2 separate regions of the Homo sapiens genome follow, and region 2 is linked to region 1. A link is a loop called in an ENCODE intact Hi-C map of the cell type or tissue named here. Cell type or tissue: mucosa of descending colon. All regions are shown on one strand. Each heading gives the region's core, and the rest is flanking DNA. Links, peaks and the distances in the headings are about the cores only. Region 1 overlaps LOC124904539 (a long non-coding RNA gene). Region 2 has its middle 120 kb from the start of RHOU.

Region 1 (8,602 bases), core at 2,427-7,426:
GTGCACATCAGAGGAGAGATACAGGAACTAACAAAAAAGTGGCCCAGCAGTTTTGTTCCAGAGAATTGAGTTTAGAGCACAACGCCTCACCTGGGCTACCACAGTGCCCTAGAAAGCTGTAGATGGATACAGGATGTGATGGTGAGTTTCATGCATCAGCTTGGCTAGGCTATAGGACCCGGTTATTTAATAAACACTAATGTGGACGTTGCTGTGGAGGTATTTGTGGTGTGGGTCACATGTACAATAAGCTGATTTTCAAGAGATTGCCCCTGATCATGTGGATGGGCCTCATTCCGTTGATCCCCCTAAGAGCAAAAACTGAGGTGTCCCACAGAAGAAATTCTGCCTCAAGACTGCAGCCTCAACTTCTGACTTCAGAGCTGCTACCCCGCTGCTTTGAGGCCGGAGGCCCTGCTGGGCCCAGCCTCCTGTGGCTGAGTGTCATCTATTGTCTCACGCTCAGAAGGACCCCAGCCCCATCCAGAAACCAAACACACCCTGTGGTCAGTCTCAACTCAACCTGCCAACCACCTAGCTGTGATTCTGTCCTTCTCACTATGCTTATTACAAACAGGTGGACCAGGCTATAACTGGGCAAGATCTGCTGATGGCTTACTGCTGACTGAATCAGGCAGGGGTGCCTGCTCTTAAAGGTGTTTCTTTTTAGTGAGATCATGGCCTTGGGTGTGAGGCGAAGGAATAACTAGGGGCTAGGGAGCAGCAGATCCAGGTGTGAGGCCCAGCCCTTATGTTTATTGCCTCTGTCTTCTCACCTGTAAAATGGGTTCACAACAATAAGATTACTCACAGTGTTGCTTTGAGGCTCAAAGAAGGAAAGGTGTGTGAAGCATGTTGAGAACTATGAAGAAAAATACCAAGGTTAATAATTAATTAAAGCATTTTTACCACTTTCCATCGAACTATTGAGAACAACAAAAAACTTTTCCAAACTGTGGCTAAAAGCAAGAGGTCGGTCTCTCCTCTAACGTTTCTTCTTTGATTCCCAGGCTTTTGCATTTAGCCCAAAATAGGCTCCTTGGTGCCCTGCGTTTTAAGTAGGAAGTGACCAAGTCACTGACTTCCCGGAATCTGTCTCTGCCAACACAGGCCATAGAGTCCTTAACAACCCGCCTGTGAACAGTTATTTATAGTGTTCACCTCAGGCGGACACCACTTTTAGGGCAGCAGGGAAATGAGAACATCCGCTAAGGGCGGTTTAGATCGATCTGTTTTGCCCAGCTCTGCTCAGCTGGGAGAAGTCTGCTGTCTGCTCCACAGCCCCTCCACTTCAGAGCAGGTAGTCGTGGCTTGCACTGTGGGCTGTTCCCCCAGCCTCTACACAGCTAGAAGACAACCTCTTCCTGTTCACAGAGCTCTAGAGGGGGACAAGGGAGTGTCAGCCTAGCATCTGTGGAAAAAGAGTTCAGGGAGGCTGCAGTGAGCCATGGGAAAACCTAGGTCTCTTCCCTGCTAGTGTGTGACTTCCAAGACCTCTGGCTTCCCCTCCTAAGTGACGGTGGCATGCTCTGCCTGCGTGTGTCATAGAGATCCTAAAACCTCCCGTGAACAAAGACTGGTACACAGGCGGGTAACAGTGTTGCTATTATTCTTTCTTCAGTAATATGACCCAACACAAGCAAAGAAAGAGACAGGCAGGCTGGCTTCACGGCTAGAGTTGCTGAAGATGACCACCGCAGGAGGGAAAGGAATCACGTTCATGGTTACTTGTCATCAGTGCAGAGTTCCCTCCCAGTGTGTTAGGACAAAAGGGAAGAACCTCTGCAGTTGAGAAGCAAGGCACAGATAAGAATCTTTGGATTTCTTCGGTTAGGTACTAAATGCCTGGAGTGCGGCTTTTTCTGCCAGCAGCTGCGTCCAGTCATTTGTGGTGTTGAGGCCAGGGTAGCGGCCCTGTCCTGGGAGTCGGCCTCAGTCTTTGGCTTTGGCTGTAAGGCACACTGAGAGAAACTAGGCTGCAGGCCGCTCTTCTCTGCCTTAAACCCCTCTGGGTGGGGCAGCTCTCTCGAGAGCAGTCATTACTGCAGCTGTGTGAGCTGCAGGGTGGCTGAGCAGAGGAAAGGGAGGCACGATTGCTCACCCCTTGGGAGGCGGCACAGGTCACAAGAGAGCTTTGGAGTTGTACAAATCTGGGTTCCAATCCTGGATCTCCCTTCTTAGACATTCAGACCACCTCTCTAACCCTCGGTTTCCTCTTCTGTGTAGTGGTGATAATCCTACAGGCCTCAAGATTTTGGGGACACCAAACGAGAGCACAGAAAACCAGTGCAGGGGGGAGGGTGCTGGTGCAGGGTAGTTGGTGAGTGAGCATGACCCTCAGCACCCCTGACTCCACCGTTCACACCTGAGAACGTAGGGCCGGAGATGACTTTGCCAAGACTGAGCACCAAGCAAGAAGCACGGCTGCGGGAAACGCGGCATGCTCAGGCATCCACAGTCTTTAAGCTAAATGACATCTTACTGAGCGCTCCCTTCCACAAGACTCCGTGTTGGGAACTGTGCATGCGAGGGATCTAGGTTGCCTGGGGGAGGTGCTCTCCCCTCACCTTCTTCAGAAAACAACTTCCAGGTTTAGTGTTTAGAGTAATTTTTTTTAAATGTACAAAAAGTGCTTTGGTGTCCAAAAAAATGTGTTGAATTTGAAAAGATTCAGATGGCATCCATAATCTTCATCCCCGCCCTTCCAGCCCCGGGCTTGGTACCTCTGCAGGGCATGCCCAGGGTGGTTGGGGACTGGCACAGGTCTGTGGCCCTGGGGGTTGGGGACCCCTGCAGTAGGGTCCTGAGACTTTGTGAGTCGCTGGGCTGCCTGCAGGGCCAAGGGGCATAAGCAAATCTCCATCCTGGCATTGGTGCAGGTGAAAAGGAGGTGTAAGTCCCTGCTGCAAATGGAGAGGACACAGATATGACACAAATGGAGAGAGACAGTGAAAATCACCGAGAGACCAGGCTCTGCCCGGGCTGGCCATCTACCAGCCACCCAGCCATGGGATGCTGGACAGTCCTCAGGCTTCTCGGGGCCTCTGTTTCCTCACCCAGGAAATGAGCTCAGGCCAGAGGGACAGTTTTCAGGGTTTTCAATTTTTTTTTTTAAAGCAGCAGAAACTTTTCTTTAAAATAAACCATGAGCAGAGCCCCAGTACATTAAAAAAAAAAAAAAAGTAGAATCTGCCTGGTGGAGTGGAAGTGGGGACCCAGAGGCCTTGTGTGCCTTGACCCGAGGATGTGTTGTTGGGGCCGCACTTTCAGAGGGGCACCCAGCACCCTATATTGGGCCCACAGGTCTACATCTGTTCCCATGTCCCAATTTAGCTGTAAGTCCTTGCAGGCAGGGGCTGTCCTAGAGCACTTGGGGTGGCCAGAGCCCAGCCCAGCACCCTGCTCACACGCTCTGGTGACATGTCATTAGTAGAGGCAACTTGCGCAGGTCTGCAGCAACCTCCATTCTTGCCTCCTCAGAAGAAAAAATTCGACTGAGGGGCATAAGGCAGAAGAAAAGACCAAGGCAAGTTTTAGAACAGAAGTGAAAGGAAGTAAAGTACACTTGGAAGACAGCCAAGCAGGCAACTTGTGAGGTCGAGTGCAGGGTTTGACCTTTGATTTGGGGTTTATATGTTGGCACGCTTCCAGGGTCTTGCATTACTTCTCCTCTGATTCTTCCCTTGGGGTGGGCTGTTCGGGTGGGCTGTTCCCATGCGCAGTAACGGTGCTTGAGAGCGGGGCATGCACAGTGTGTTTACTGGAGTTGTACACATGCTCACTTGAGGCGTTCTTCCCTTACCAATCTGGCATTCCTAGAGGAAGGTCATATGCCAGCTAAACGCCTCCATTTTGCCTCTTAGTGCGCATGCTTGAGCCCACTCACCCAATCCCCTGCAACCTTATCGGGAAGCAGCTGATCACCAGCTTCAGGTGTTTTCTGTTTATTGGGAGACTGCCTTTCCCTGGTGCTGGCTGTGCCCAATTATTATTTTAGAGAGACAGTTAACAACAACCTGATCATCACCTGATGGTTGTCTGACATTCCTGGTGTGTGTGTTGGGAGAGCCCCTCCTGCCCTGCTCATGCCTGGCTAGCTACCTCCCTCATCAGTACTGCAGTGGGAAGAGGCAGCCGGTAAGTCGATGAGAAGTGCCTCCTCTGCAGCAGGGCTTTCAGTCTTGTACACTTCACGGGGTGGCCGGTTTTCTATTTTTCCAAAGACTGGTATTAAAATAGACAATTGTCCCTACTGCAGTCACCTGCAGTTATTCAAATAAAGGGCATTTTGGCAATAGTAAAATGGCTTGGCCCTTGGGGACCACTACTCTAGAGCCACTTCCGGTCATTTGCTTGACCTTGTCATCTGCCTGTCTTTGCAAGTGAGTTCGCTTTAGGCTGACCTTTGGTCCATGGTGGTCCAGGTCTGCCTCCTCACAGCCCTCAGGCGTGGCTGGCTGTGACTCATCTGAGCCTGGAGTGTTGTCCTCTTGGTGGGCACTGATCACTGTGACATCTCTGCCTTTGGTCCAAAGTCCTGTCTGTACTTTAATAGAATATGACTACTGAATCTTGACCTTTGGCAAGAGAGGCCTGGGGTGATTTAAAGTAAACAAAACAGCCCTTACCACCAGAACCTGCCCAGGGAGGCAGGGACAGAAGTAAAGCAGTGTTCTGTCCTCAAGCTGGTGGCGACACAGAAAGAAAGCCAGAAAAAGCAGCCCCACAGTGTGTTAACTGAGTCCTCACAAAGTGCTGCAGGAACCCATTGGTGGAAAGAGTTCCTTGACTAGCGTTGAGGGAGAGGATGTGCTTGTGAGGGGACCAGGGAAGGCTGCTTGTAGGAAAAACAATGTGATGGTCCTTTCATTTATTAACTTATTTATTGATTTATTTTGTAATTACAACTTTACTTTAGATTCGGGGGGGGGGTGGTGCATGTGTAGGCTTGTTTACATGGTGGGCATATTGCATGATGCTGAGGTTTGGGATACGAATGATCCTGTCAGCCAGGTAGTGAAAACAGTACCCAGTAGTTTGTTCAACCCTTCTCTCCTCCCTCCCTTTCTGCCCCCTCTAGTAGTCCCTAGTGTCTATTCCCATCTTTATATCCATGAGTACGCAATGTTTAGTTCCCACTTGTGAGAATGGCGGTATTTGATTTTCTGTTCCTACGTTAATTCGCGTAGGATAATGGCCTGCAGCTGCATCCATGTTGCTGCAAAGGACATGATTTCATTATTTTTATGGTTGCAATGGTTCTTAAAGGCTGAGGAGTCTGCCAGGCTAAGTGGAGGGGACACCCAGCAGAGGAGGAAGAGCAAGTAGTGGCATGAAAGACTGTCAATGTCAGTAACTTTGGGAGAATGTGTCTATATCATTTTTTCAACTAGACCATTTTCTTTAAAGTGTGGTGAAGGCGCCACTCATAAATATCCTGTCTGCAGAGCCCTTAGACCTAACTGTTATATGTACATGCCAATTTGCTGCCAGAAACTAGTTTTGGTGGCCTGCACTTTGCAAATGACAGGCCCGTCACTGCAATGTGGCAATGGAGGTTTCAGGTGGAACCAGGACACTTGGAGCTATTTTGACAGAAGCCTTTTCTCCCACAGGAGGCCCACCTTGGCAGTAGTCCTGAAGGTAAAAAGAACTCTGGATTAAGGTGTCTGTATGATTTTCTGTAGACAATCAGGGTCTTGGGCTGCTTGTGGGAAGTTTCCTGGAATGGCACAATCAATTCCAGGGCTCCACCTGAAGCTTCAAGCCCACTTTCCAGGATATGTAGCCCTTCTGCACATAAAGCACCCTGCCAGGCATTGCAGGGCGTCTGGGGAGAAAAGGTCCTTGAAGAAGACTCCAACCCCATTCTCCAGTAGGCTGGGATTCAGGAAGGGCTGGAAGACAGGAGTGAAAGTAAGCATTCCATGCAAGAGGTCCAGAGTCCAGTGAAGACTCAACGGCACTTCCAGTTTGTAAACGTGGAAAGAAAAGGGAAGGCAGGGTGAGCTCTGGGTGTTGAAAGAGATTGGAGTGGGCCACAGGGAGAAAGGGGGTGGAGAGGAGTGCTCCAGGTGGAGTGAGGGAATGGTGGGAGTGAAAGTTCATAAACAAGGATAGAGGGAGAGCTTTTCAACCTCCTGGAATTGCCAAGTATCTTTCTCCTAAGGGCTAGGAACTCCCTGGCAGCCTGACTTCTTTAGGAGATCCCTCCACTGAATTCTCCACGCACCTTCAAAATCAGTCCAGTCTGAGGTTTAAATGGTAAATCATGTGATTGAATCAGCAGCAACAGACTGGCCAGGAACACCTTTGGAATATGCAGTAGAGACTGCCCTGCATGACCTGGGGTCTCTGGGGCAGATGGTTCAGCCCAACAGCATTCAATGTTGCACCCTGGCTCTTGAATAAGCACTGAGTTGATGGTGGTGATTCTGAAGGGCTGTTATGGATTGAACTGTGTCTGCCCAAAAGCTGTTCTAACCCCAAGCACCTGTAGATATGACCTTCTTTAGGAATAGGGTCTTTGCAGATGATCAAGTTAAGATTAGGTCATTAGGGTAGACCCTAATCCAGTATGACTGGTGTTCTTATGTAACAGGGAAATTTGGAAGCCAACCTGTACAGAGGGAAGGCTTGTGAAGACATGGGGCAAATGCCATCTATAAGCCAAGGAGTGAATGCCTGAGGCTACTAGAAGCCAGGAGAATGGCCTAGAACAGATTCTCATTCACGGTCCTCAGAAGACACCAACCCTGCCAAGACTTTGACCTTGAACTTCCAGCCTCCAGAGCTCTGAGACCATACATTTCTGTTTAAGCCACTCTGTTTGGGGTACATTGTTAGTAGCAGCCTTGGGAAACAAATACAGGGGTGTATTAGTTTATTATAAAAAAATCTTCAGGTTGATGATAAGTATAATTATGAAGGCTCAGCACTAGATGCTGTGGTTGATTCTTGAGATAACCACCAAGATCCCCCACATCTCCCACTATCAATTTGTGTTAGTTCTGTTCTATATGGGACAGTGGAATGAGTAATTGGCATCTCATACTTGGCACTTTTGGCCAAGCATAATCTGATAAATCCCTCCCCAGAAAAATGCCCACACATACACTCGAAAAAGGCACAGACTTCTGCACTAAATTTCTAGTGTCTCATGTGCTGGCACACTAGTGTAATAAGTTGAGAAAACAAATAGTAGTGATGGCTCACTGTGATGTACCAGCAAAATCTCAGAAGGGAAAGCCAACAGCAGTTCACTGGGGTCTCGAAGGGCTTTGGCAGCAGGCCTTTGTGATAAATGATTCAGGGTTATTGCTGGTGATTAGGGATGTACCCAGAGGAAGTTGGTGTCCATTCCGACATACGCAATACAGGTATCTGATGTGCACCTGGCCCCTGCCAGGAAAGCAGGGGGCTGTGTCTGAACTGATCCACAGATGCCCGCTGACTTTGTTGTCACCCTTCCCATCAGAAGGGGTGAGCACCAGCACGGTATGAGCAGAGCAGAGGTGAAGCTGCCTCGTTTGCTCTGTGGCATGTGGAGCTGCCCTCCCATGGCTCAGGATCTTCCTCCAGGACTTCAATTTAGTTTGCTACAAGAGAAAATGAAAAGCTCTTAGTAGACAAGTCCAGGAAAGAGCTCACTGGTTTTCAACTCTCCAATACACCCCAAACATTATTTTGCACATGTGATCAGGAGCACTTACCCAAGAGGGTCACTAGGCTGGCCCTTGTCCGGCTTTTCTCTGCCTATCTCATCTGGAGATGCCATGCTAAGTTGTAGCAAATGCCAGTGGACAAACAGATATTCCACAGCATTCTTTCCATGGGCAACGACCACATGGGAATAGCCCCATTCTAAATCACTCATTGTCCCTTGAAGCTAAAAACAGTCCAACAAATAAAGTCACTTTTTGGTTTGCATAACACTAATTTTCTCCAAGATAATGTTAACAGCTCTGCACCTGCATCTCACCCCAACTTTTGCCCACAGCAGCCCCTGGATCTCACCTCAACTTCTGCCCACAGCAGCCACAGCATCACTACCTGATCCTCTTCAGGAGGAGTGGTCTGTGTGAAGAGGAGAGTGACAGGAAAGGGGGACAAGTCTCCAGGGACTCAGGGACTACTTAGTAGAAAGTGTCCTTATAGGTGGTTTCCTAGACTTACATCTGACCTCCACCATTGATTTGGTCGCCATCCACAGAAAAGGGCAAAGGGACAAAATAGAAATCGAAATCCAGCGAGCGAAATGTGATGATGAGGGCCTCATCACCTTTGGCACACCGTACTGGCTCTGCTATACTTGATACTGTCCATTTTCCAATATAATTGGGGAAAAAATATGGTGATCAGATGCCCGTCACCCACACCAATCTCCCTGCTGTGGGCTGAGTTGTGTCTCCCCAACATTCACACATTGATCTAACCCCTGGGACCTCAGAATGTGAATGTATTTGGAGATAGAGTTCAGTCACCTTTATAGAGGTGATTGAGCTAAAATGAAGTCATTTGGGTGACCCCTAATCCCATATGACTGGTTCCCTTAAAAGAAAAGGAGATGAGGACACAGACACACACAGAGGGAAGACCACGT
Region 2 (8,602 bases), core at 1,955-6,954, 83 kb after region 1:
ATGTTTATAAGAGATCCACTTTAGATCCAAAGACACAAATAGGTCGAAGGTTAAAGATATTCCATGCAAATAGTGACCAAAGAGAATAGGGTAACTAAACTAGAATTTAAGTCAAATAAAGTCTTAAGTCAAACTTAATGTCACAAAAGGGTACAAAAGACAATACAGGCATTATATATTAATAAAAGTTCCAATACAGCAAGAGTATATAACAATTATCAACATTTATGTGCCTAATAACAAACTTTCAAAACATATAAAGCAAAAATGGACAGACTGAAGGGAGAGATAGACAGTTCTATAATAATAGTTGGGGACTTTAATATCCCACCTCAATAATGGATAGAACAACCAGACAGAAGATAAGCAAGGAAACAGAGGTCTTGAACAATACAATAATCCAATCAGGTCTAACAGCCATCTACAACAGTGGTCCCCAGCCTTTTTGGCACCAGGGACCAATTTCATGCAAGACAATTTTTCCACAGACCAGGGATGGGGGATGGTTTTGGGATGAAACTGTTCCACCTCAGATCAACATCAGGCATTAGTTAGATTCCCATGAGGAGCGCTCAACCTAGGTCCCTCACACGTGCAGTTCACAACAGAGTTCGCGCTTCTATGAGAATCTCATGCCGTCATCGCTGATCTAACAGGAGGTGGAGCTCAGGCAGTAATGTTCGCTCATCCTCTGCTCACCTCCTACTGTGCAGCCTGGTTCCTAACAGGCTGTGGCACGGCTCCACGGCCCAGGGGTTGGGGACCCCTGATCTACAGGACACTCTACCCAGCAACAGCATATACCTTTTTTTCAAGTGCATATGGGAAATTGTCCACAATATACCATATGCAAGGTCATAAATTAAGTCTCAGTAGATTTAAAAATATTTCATACAAAGAATCTTCTCTGATCACAACAAGATGAAGTTAGAAATCAATAACAGAAGTAAAAACCGGAAAATTCACACATTTGTGGAAATTAAACACATTCAAACAACAAAAAGAAATACAATAACACAGGAAAAGCTGTTCAACATCACTAATCATTAGGGAAACGCAAATCAAAAACCATAGCAACGTATCACCATGCATCTATTAGGATGTGTGGTTATTTTTAAAACATTTAAAAATAAATAACAAGTATTGGCTAGGGTGTGGAGAAATTGGAATCCTTGTGTACTGCTGCTGGGAATGTAACGAAGTATAGTCATTATGGGAAACACTACGACAGTTCCTCAGAGAATTACAAATAGAACTACCATGTAATCCAGCAATTTCACATCTTGGATGTACACCCAGAAGAATTCAAAGCAGGGACATAAAAAGATATTTGTAGATTCATTTTCATAGCAGCATTATTTCACAATAACCAGAAGTTATAAGCAACCCAAGTGTGCATTGACAGATGAATGGATAAGCAAAATGTGGTATATCCATATGATGGACTATTATTTAGCCTTAAAAAGGAAGGAAATTCTGACACGTGCTACAACATGGATGAACCTTGAAGACATTATGCTAAATGAAATAAGCTAGTCACAAAAGGACAAATGATGTATAATTCCATTTATATGAGATACTTAGTCAAATTTATAGATACGGAAAAGAGCCAGAGTGATGTTAGGAATAGGGAGTCTGCCACTGAACTGCAGACTTAAAAATGGTTAATGTGGTAAATTTTACATTACACATATTTTACCCTAATTGTTAAAAACTAAATAATTTTTAAAAGTTTCTTCTAATATTTTCCTAACAGTAACTTGCATTTATTGAGTGCTTTCTATGTGTTAGCCACATGCTTTTCCAAACACTTTATCTGTGCTATTTTATATAATTTCTGTAATAATTTCATGAGCTGGATGCTATCATTTTGCCTATTTTCAAAATAAGAAAACTGAAAAACAGAAAAGTTAAGTAACTCATCAAAGGTCACAGAGCTTATTAACAGTAGATTTGAGATTTGAACCCAAGCAATGATTCCAGTTTCCTTATCATTAGCCATTACATTATATCACTTCCAAAATGAGTAAGCAGTTAGTACTTTGTAATGACTAATTATTAAGTTATTCTTGATTTGGTTGTCATCAGATGGTCTTAAATCAGCTGCTTTGCAACGCTATCTTTCCTCAGATATAAAATTGAAATTCAGAACTCCCTGATGTGTGTGACCTTCCTTTGCATACCTGCACGAGCAGATGGTGCAGTGAAATCGGGGCAAAATAATCCCCCAGTGGTGAGTCTCAGACTTGCCCACTGAGACCGTCTTCTAAGGTTGCCTTCCATAACATTAAAAGTCCAATTTGTTTAAATGTCTATTCTACTACTCACTTGCTTTGTGATCTTGGGCAAATGACCTGACTTCTCTGTGCTTCTGTTTTCTATCTATAACATGGAAATAACAACTTTTTATACAGCTTTTGTAAGTAAGAACATATTGTCCTCAGGCCTCCTTGGCCTGTGGATATTAACGAGGTCATTAGTTTTAATCTGCAAATTTCACTGGCTCAGGATCCCCATCAGTTCATCACAAACTCAGGTTCTGAATTCAGTTTGAACTCAGCATTAGACTATGTCAATATGAGATTTGCACATACACAGACAGACACAGATAGAATCTGCAAAGCCATGTACAGTATGTGCTAAACAGATAACTATTATTTGTGTGGCTTTAAGTGGCACATCAGGTCAAGGTGGAGTAATGTCTACATTAACAACCTTGTAGTTTGTATCGTATTTTCTGACTAATCCTTACCTATCTCAAATGGAAAACTTCCTAGAGCAATCTTTGAACAGCAGTGTGCAGACTCCTGGAGGAAATGGAAGACTTCCCAAGGCCTACACAGGCACCTAAGCACTTTAAAGGAATCTACTTCCAAATCCCCAATTTCCAGAAGTACTTTTCCTAAAATGGATCTGCCTGAGATGTGCCTGTAGAGGGTGGGATTCTTTTTTGCTACCACCCTGCACAGAGCTGTGCTTCCACCATCCCGCTTGATACATTGTTTCCCAGGAATATAAACCTCCCAGATGCCTAAAAGATCATTTAAGGGAATGACTGGGAGAGAGGTAGGGTGGGATTCTTTTTTCCTTTACACAATTGGATCTTATCCTGTATGCTAATAGAGCATTACAAATAATGTTTGCTGTTAAATTGTTATGTAATCATGTAATGTTTTTGTATATAGCTCAGAGAGAGTTGAAAGAATTGAAGGGAATTTGCAACTCCTTTCACTCGTTTCCATCCCTTTGTATGGCTGGTGTTTGGTACTCTTTACCTAACTAATGCTGAAATGTGTCTCATTCTAACATAGGATCATTCATAAATACCTTTACTAATGATTTTTTAGAAGATTGAATCTTTCCTTAAGGAAAATATTTTGAATTAAATTTTAATTTTGTCTTTTATTTAAATCTGTCAAAGTTTGAACTATATAATTTATTATTTTGACACATTGTAATGACAATGCAATTGACAAAAGAAAAAGATATTTAGTAATTAAGCTTCCAGGTCACCAGAATATTAAAACTAAAAAAAAAAAAAAAAAAAAAGTGTTAAAGACAGGGTCTCACTATGTTGACCAGGCTGGTCTCAAACTCCTGGCCTCAAGCTGTCCTCCCACCTCAGCCTCTTGAAATGCTGAGATTACACACATGCACCACGAAACCCAACTGGAGTCATTCTTGACTCTGCAAATGACCTCTCAGGGTTGGCTTGCACTCTCAGGATGGGGACTTGCACTTAGTCCATCTCAACTCATGGCCCCCAGCCAAGGGAATGCTCCAGGTATCCTGGGTGGGCCTTCTGACAGTGCTTGGGGAGGGTGTGTATGAGTGTGTGATGGGAGGCATGTGTGGGGTGTGTGCGTTTGCTTCGGGGTGAGTGTATGTGTGGCAGGGATGCCTGTGTGTGTGTGTGTGTGTGTGTGTGTGTTGGTCTGTGTGCTGGGTGTGTTTGTGTTGGTGTATGTGTCAGTGTTGTAGGACTTTTTCCTTAGTTCAGCTAAGAGCTGGGTTCTTGTCACACGGCCATGAGAGATTAGGCTTGCAGACACTTTGAAGGGTGAGAAAAAGTGGAATGTATTGGGCAAAAGGGAAACGGGGCCCTGGGCAAAGCCAGAGTCCCTGCTAGTGTGCTTCCCACCCCGCAGATTGAATCCCAGTTTCCACCCAGGAAAAGGAGGGGCCAGGCTCCTCCCCCTCAAAGACGTGAACTTCCCCATGCTCCACCCCAGCGTGCACTCCTACCAGTGCACAGGCCAGTCAGAGGGCCTGCCAGGGAGCCCTTCCCACCTGGCTGTCTCATCAGTGTGTGTGTGTTGGGAGTGTGTACCTGTGAGTGTGCATGTCTGTGTGTGGTGTGGTGGGTGTGTGTTGCTGTGTGTGTTGGGGGGTGTGAGTGTGGTGGGGTGTGTGTGTCTGTGTGTGTTGGGATGTATGCGCCTGTTGTGTGTGTTGTTCTGTGTGGGGTATAGGGGTTAGGGGTGTGGGGCTTGGGGAGCAGCAAGGCCTGCTCCCGCTTTCCCCTCCTGGAGGAGCTCATCTCTCACTCACACGTGACTGAGCCCTGGCTAATACCCGAGTCCACAGCAGCATCCCCAGTTGTCAGATTTGAACCTGGGGAGGGGGATGATATAAAAATGCAGCTTGAGAATTTGTTCACAATGGCTTAACAACTGTTGAGGAGATTTGTGGCTTCCTTCTGGTGAAGGCAGGGAAGTATAAAAATACTCAAGTGAGGAAATGGTTATAAAAAATTGAGCTGTCTTTAATCCACTTCAGTTTAATAGTCCCTCTTGGAAACATACACTTACCATGTAAGCCATGTCGAATGTTATCGCACACTTGAACCTAATGTTGGCTTCACACAGCGGAAGCCCTGGCATAGAAATTGTCTTTAAATCCTCTTTCAGATTAATTGCATCAAGAGTAGCATTCCTTGTGTAAGAGGATAGAAGGATCCTCCCAAAGGACTTAAAAACCTAACAAGAAATCTTTTAAATGAGTAGGAGGCTGTCAGAATTGTATATTTGATGTCACAGCACATTTTATGTTTCACATCCCAATCCTGCTGCCCAGGTTGAGGCATCCTTTGCTACAGATGGCGGGAACACAAGCAGAGGCCGCCAGCCTGGAGTCGCTCCATTACTCTACTGTAATTCTTCCCTGGGGTGCCGCACTGCAAGGCCACCCTGAGAAAATCTGACAGATCCATGTTATGGAACAGATCAATTCACATTTTCAATGCAAAGGGATTCCCAGGAGGATTCATTTAAATAGAAATTTCCTCTAGTGCCTTTAAACGGATTCTATTTACAAAATATCCATAAACAGCAAAATCTCAGGAACCCATTTTTGTAAGTGAAATGAGGCTGACTGCTACTCAGTGTGCATTTCAGAGTCCTTTAAAAGATCCAGTGATAACTGGAGAGGATGAAGTAGCCGGAGAGCTTTTAAAATGATTCCAAAGAAGGACAATTGATCTGCCAAGAAAGGCATTCTGGCTATGAAGCCTGTAGGAACAGGCGATCTGTAGGCTTCACTAAGGAGGTTAGGCTTTGGAATATCTGATTCCCACCTCTCCAGTCTCAATACCTGTCCCCAGTTCCTCATTCATGCAGCCCAGGCAGACAAGGCCTCCTTGGGTCTGGTTGCAACAACCGACTGTCCAAGCTTTCCTAAGCATAACTTCAGCCCAAGCCAGTTAATATGAAAACCAGAAAAAAAATGCTTTTCCCATGAAAGTGCAGTTTTATTAAAGTAAGAATGTAGGTATGACTAAGGGAGGAGACCACTCCTCATAGTGTCTTACGCCCAGTTTCTGGGCGTTTCTCCAAAGAAAGAAGAAGTAAAAGCTAAAAGGCAGAAATGAAATCCACAGACAGATAGCCTGGCACACACCCTGGTAGTTAAAAATCAACCTCTGACCTAACTACTTGTGTTATCTATAGATTCCAGGCATTGTATAGAAAAGCACTGTGAAAACCCCTGTCCTGTTCTGTTCCATTCTAATTACCGGTGCATGCAGCCCCCAGTCACGTACCCCCTGCTTGCTCAATTGATCACAGCCCTCTCATGCAGACCCTCTTAGAGTTGTAAGCCCTTGGACAGGAATTGCTCACTCGGGCAGCTCGGCTTTTGAGATGCAAGTCTGCCGAAGCTCCAGACCAAATAAAGCTCCTTCCTTCTTTAACCCAGTGTCTGAGGAGTTTTGTCTGCAGCTCGTCCTGCTACATGACTACAACTTATTATCTTTGCAGTGACTAAGAGTTGTCATGCATTCTAAAGTAAATGCACACCTCAAGAATCTAAACATAACAGAGGAAAAGAGAACTACTCTACTGCCATTCTCAGACACATACTCAGAATGAAGGGTTTGCCTTAAAAATGTAACTGAGAGAGATAGGGAGAGATTTGTTAAAAGATACAAAATTACAACTAGATGAGAGGAATAAGTTCTAGAGTTCTATGCCAATGTAGAGTGACTGTAGTTAACAGTAATATATTCTATAGTCTCGAATAGCTAGGATATTGAATGTTTCCAAAACAAAGAAGTAAATGTTTGAGATTATGGATATGCTAATTACCCTGATCTGATCACTATACATTATAGGTATGGAAACCTCACTATGTACTCCATGAATATATACAATCGCTATGCATCAATTAAAGTATTTAAAAATGTAACTGAGTTCATACAAACAGTGACTTGGTCATTTCCAAGCTTTGGCTGCCTGGTCTTTGTATTGCTGAGGAAAAAGTCTTGAAGAATTGCATGACTCCATAAAAAGCTGGTTTCTTATTCCTGGGAGAGCCCAGGAGGTACAATTTTGAAAAGCAGATGAGAAGGATGGGCTGATTTGTATAAGAGTGGAAAGTCCCAGCTCTGTATGCTGGGAGCAACCTTGCAAATTAGAAAAAAGATTCTCTTCTCCACATACGCTTTATCACCGTACGGACTGAAGCTGTCTTCTCAGCTTTTGCAGAAAGGCAGTCTGAAATCATGGGACACACACTGGCACTAGAATGGCTGAGCCCCAAGCTCCAGTGTGAGAGCAGGGTGAGTGATTTCACACCCACAGCAATTCCGAGCGCATGTCCCACCTGCTTGGCCTGTGGTGATGATTAAATGAGACAATGCTTTTTGCATGTTTAGCACAGAACCTGGGGACAATACACTCGGTCAGAGACTGCTGCTATTAATAGGTGGTGTTATTAATAGGAACTTGCCCCTGCTAATCTTCACCTGTTATCTGTTATTCTTTAATAGGACTGCAGCTTCAGTTCCTTTGCCTTTCACTTACTTTGAGTGGCCTGTTAATTGCCTTCCTGCTCACCTAATTGTTCAAACAAAAGAGCCCTTTGAACCTGCACCTTTGTAGCAGGAAAGAGAAGAGCTTATGCTCCAGGCAAGCTCTTCTCCTGGAGGGCCTTGCTGAGACCAGCCTTGAGCAAGATCACTGTGATTCCCACCTCAGGCCTCCACACCCCTGGAGTGGTGCTCATTAGCTGCAGTGCCTACCTGGAGAGGAACATGTTTATCACCTTTGCATTTTCCCATTATGTTTATAAACTTCCTTCAATGGCGTTTCTCTTTTTTTTTTTAAATCACTTGTAAACACATTTGAGCAAAATAGTCTCACAAATAGAAAACAAACCAAAAAATGGTTGTGCAGCCAGAAACTGGAGAGGTTCCTATGCCGTTCTAAGAAGTTTGAGTGGTGTTTATAGGCAGTAGGGACCTCTAGAATATTATTGCTCAGGGATGTGGTATGGTGGGATTGGCCATGAAAGCAGCTGTAGGTTTCTGGCAAGAGGGTGTGGAAGCAGCTGTAGGTTGCCAGCAAAGAGGTGTGGCATAGTCGGGGTCCTCAGTGAGAAGCTGGCTGCAGTCATGTGGTGGAGGTTGCTGAGGGCCCCAGCTGAAGGCAGAGCCGTGGGTTTAGAGAGATGCTTAACAGACAGAGGCTGTGGATGGAGATTCAACAGGACACTGTGCCCAGTTGGCTGGGGGGGGGGGGGCATGAGGCATCTACTCTGAGTGACCAGCAGGCTGCTTGTACCAGGCTGGTGAATAATACTGGAAGAGGTGAGTGTCTGGGAAGTGTGAGCTTTTCATGAAGTGAACTTGGACTGCAAGAGGCTCTGGTCGGGGTACTCAGCAGGCAGCCTGGAAGCCAAGTCTGAGACACTTCAAATTCTATTTGGAAGAAGGAAGAACATAAATAACTAAGGAAAAACTCTGTAAACTAAAATAATAGTTAAAAAATAATAATAAGTTAGAATTGGGTGACTGAAGTGGGAGGATCACTTGAAGCCAGGAGTTCGAGACCAGCCTGGGCAACAAAGTGAGACCATTATCTCTACAAACAAAACAAAACAACAATTAACTGAGCATAGTGGTACATGCCTATTGTCCCAGCTACTTGGGAGGCTGAGGCCAGAGGATTGCTTGAGCCCAGGAGGTTGAGGTTACAGTGAGCTATGATTGCACCACTGCACACCAGCCTGGGTGACAGAGCTAGGCGCTGTCTGGGAGAAAAAAAAAAAGTTAAGAACGAACTTATGTGAGGAGTCAGGGTCGGGGATGTGACAGGCATTTGAA

What was found. Peaks named below come from ENCODE experiments on the same cell type or tissue, not always from the same donor. Only the 100,000 strongest peaks of a DNase experiment are listed, where the experiment ranks them.
Region 2: a loop joins it to region 1, with 2.0 times the contacts of the local background. A loop is called at or near these places in 3 of 110 quality-filtered maps.

The regions. Positions count from the first base shown.
Region 1 is chr1:228,931,332-228,939,933 of GRCh38, reverse strand. It overlaps LOC124904539 (a long non-coding RNA gene), which reads left to right. Exons shown (of 3, transcript XR_007066920.1): 3 at 8,000-8,602. Among named protein-coding and RNA genes, the nearest start is that of RHOU, 200 kb to the right of the region's middle. In mucosa of descending colon, for the core only: no CTCF peak of the experiment used is centred there; no DNase peak of the experiment used is centred there.
Region 2 is chr1:228,847,919-228,856,520 of GRCh38, reverse strand. No RefSeq gene overlaps it. Among named protein-coding and RNA genes, the nearest start is that of RHOU, 120 kb to the right of the region's middle. RefSeq lists a silencer at 553-753 and an enhancer at 6,801-7,615. In mucosa of descending colon, for the core only: no CTCF peak of the experiment used is centred there; a DNase peak (open chromatin) is centred at 4,234.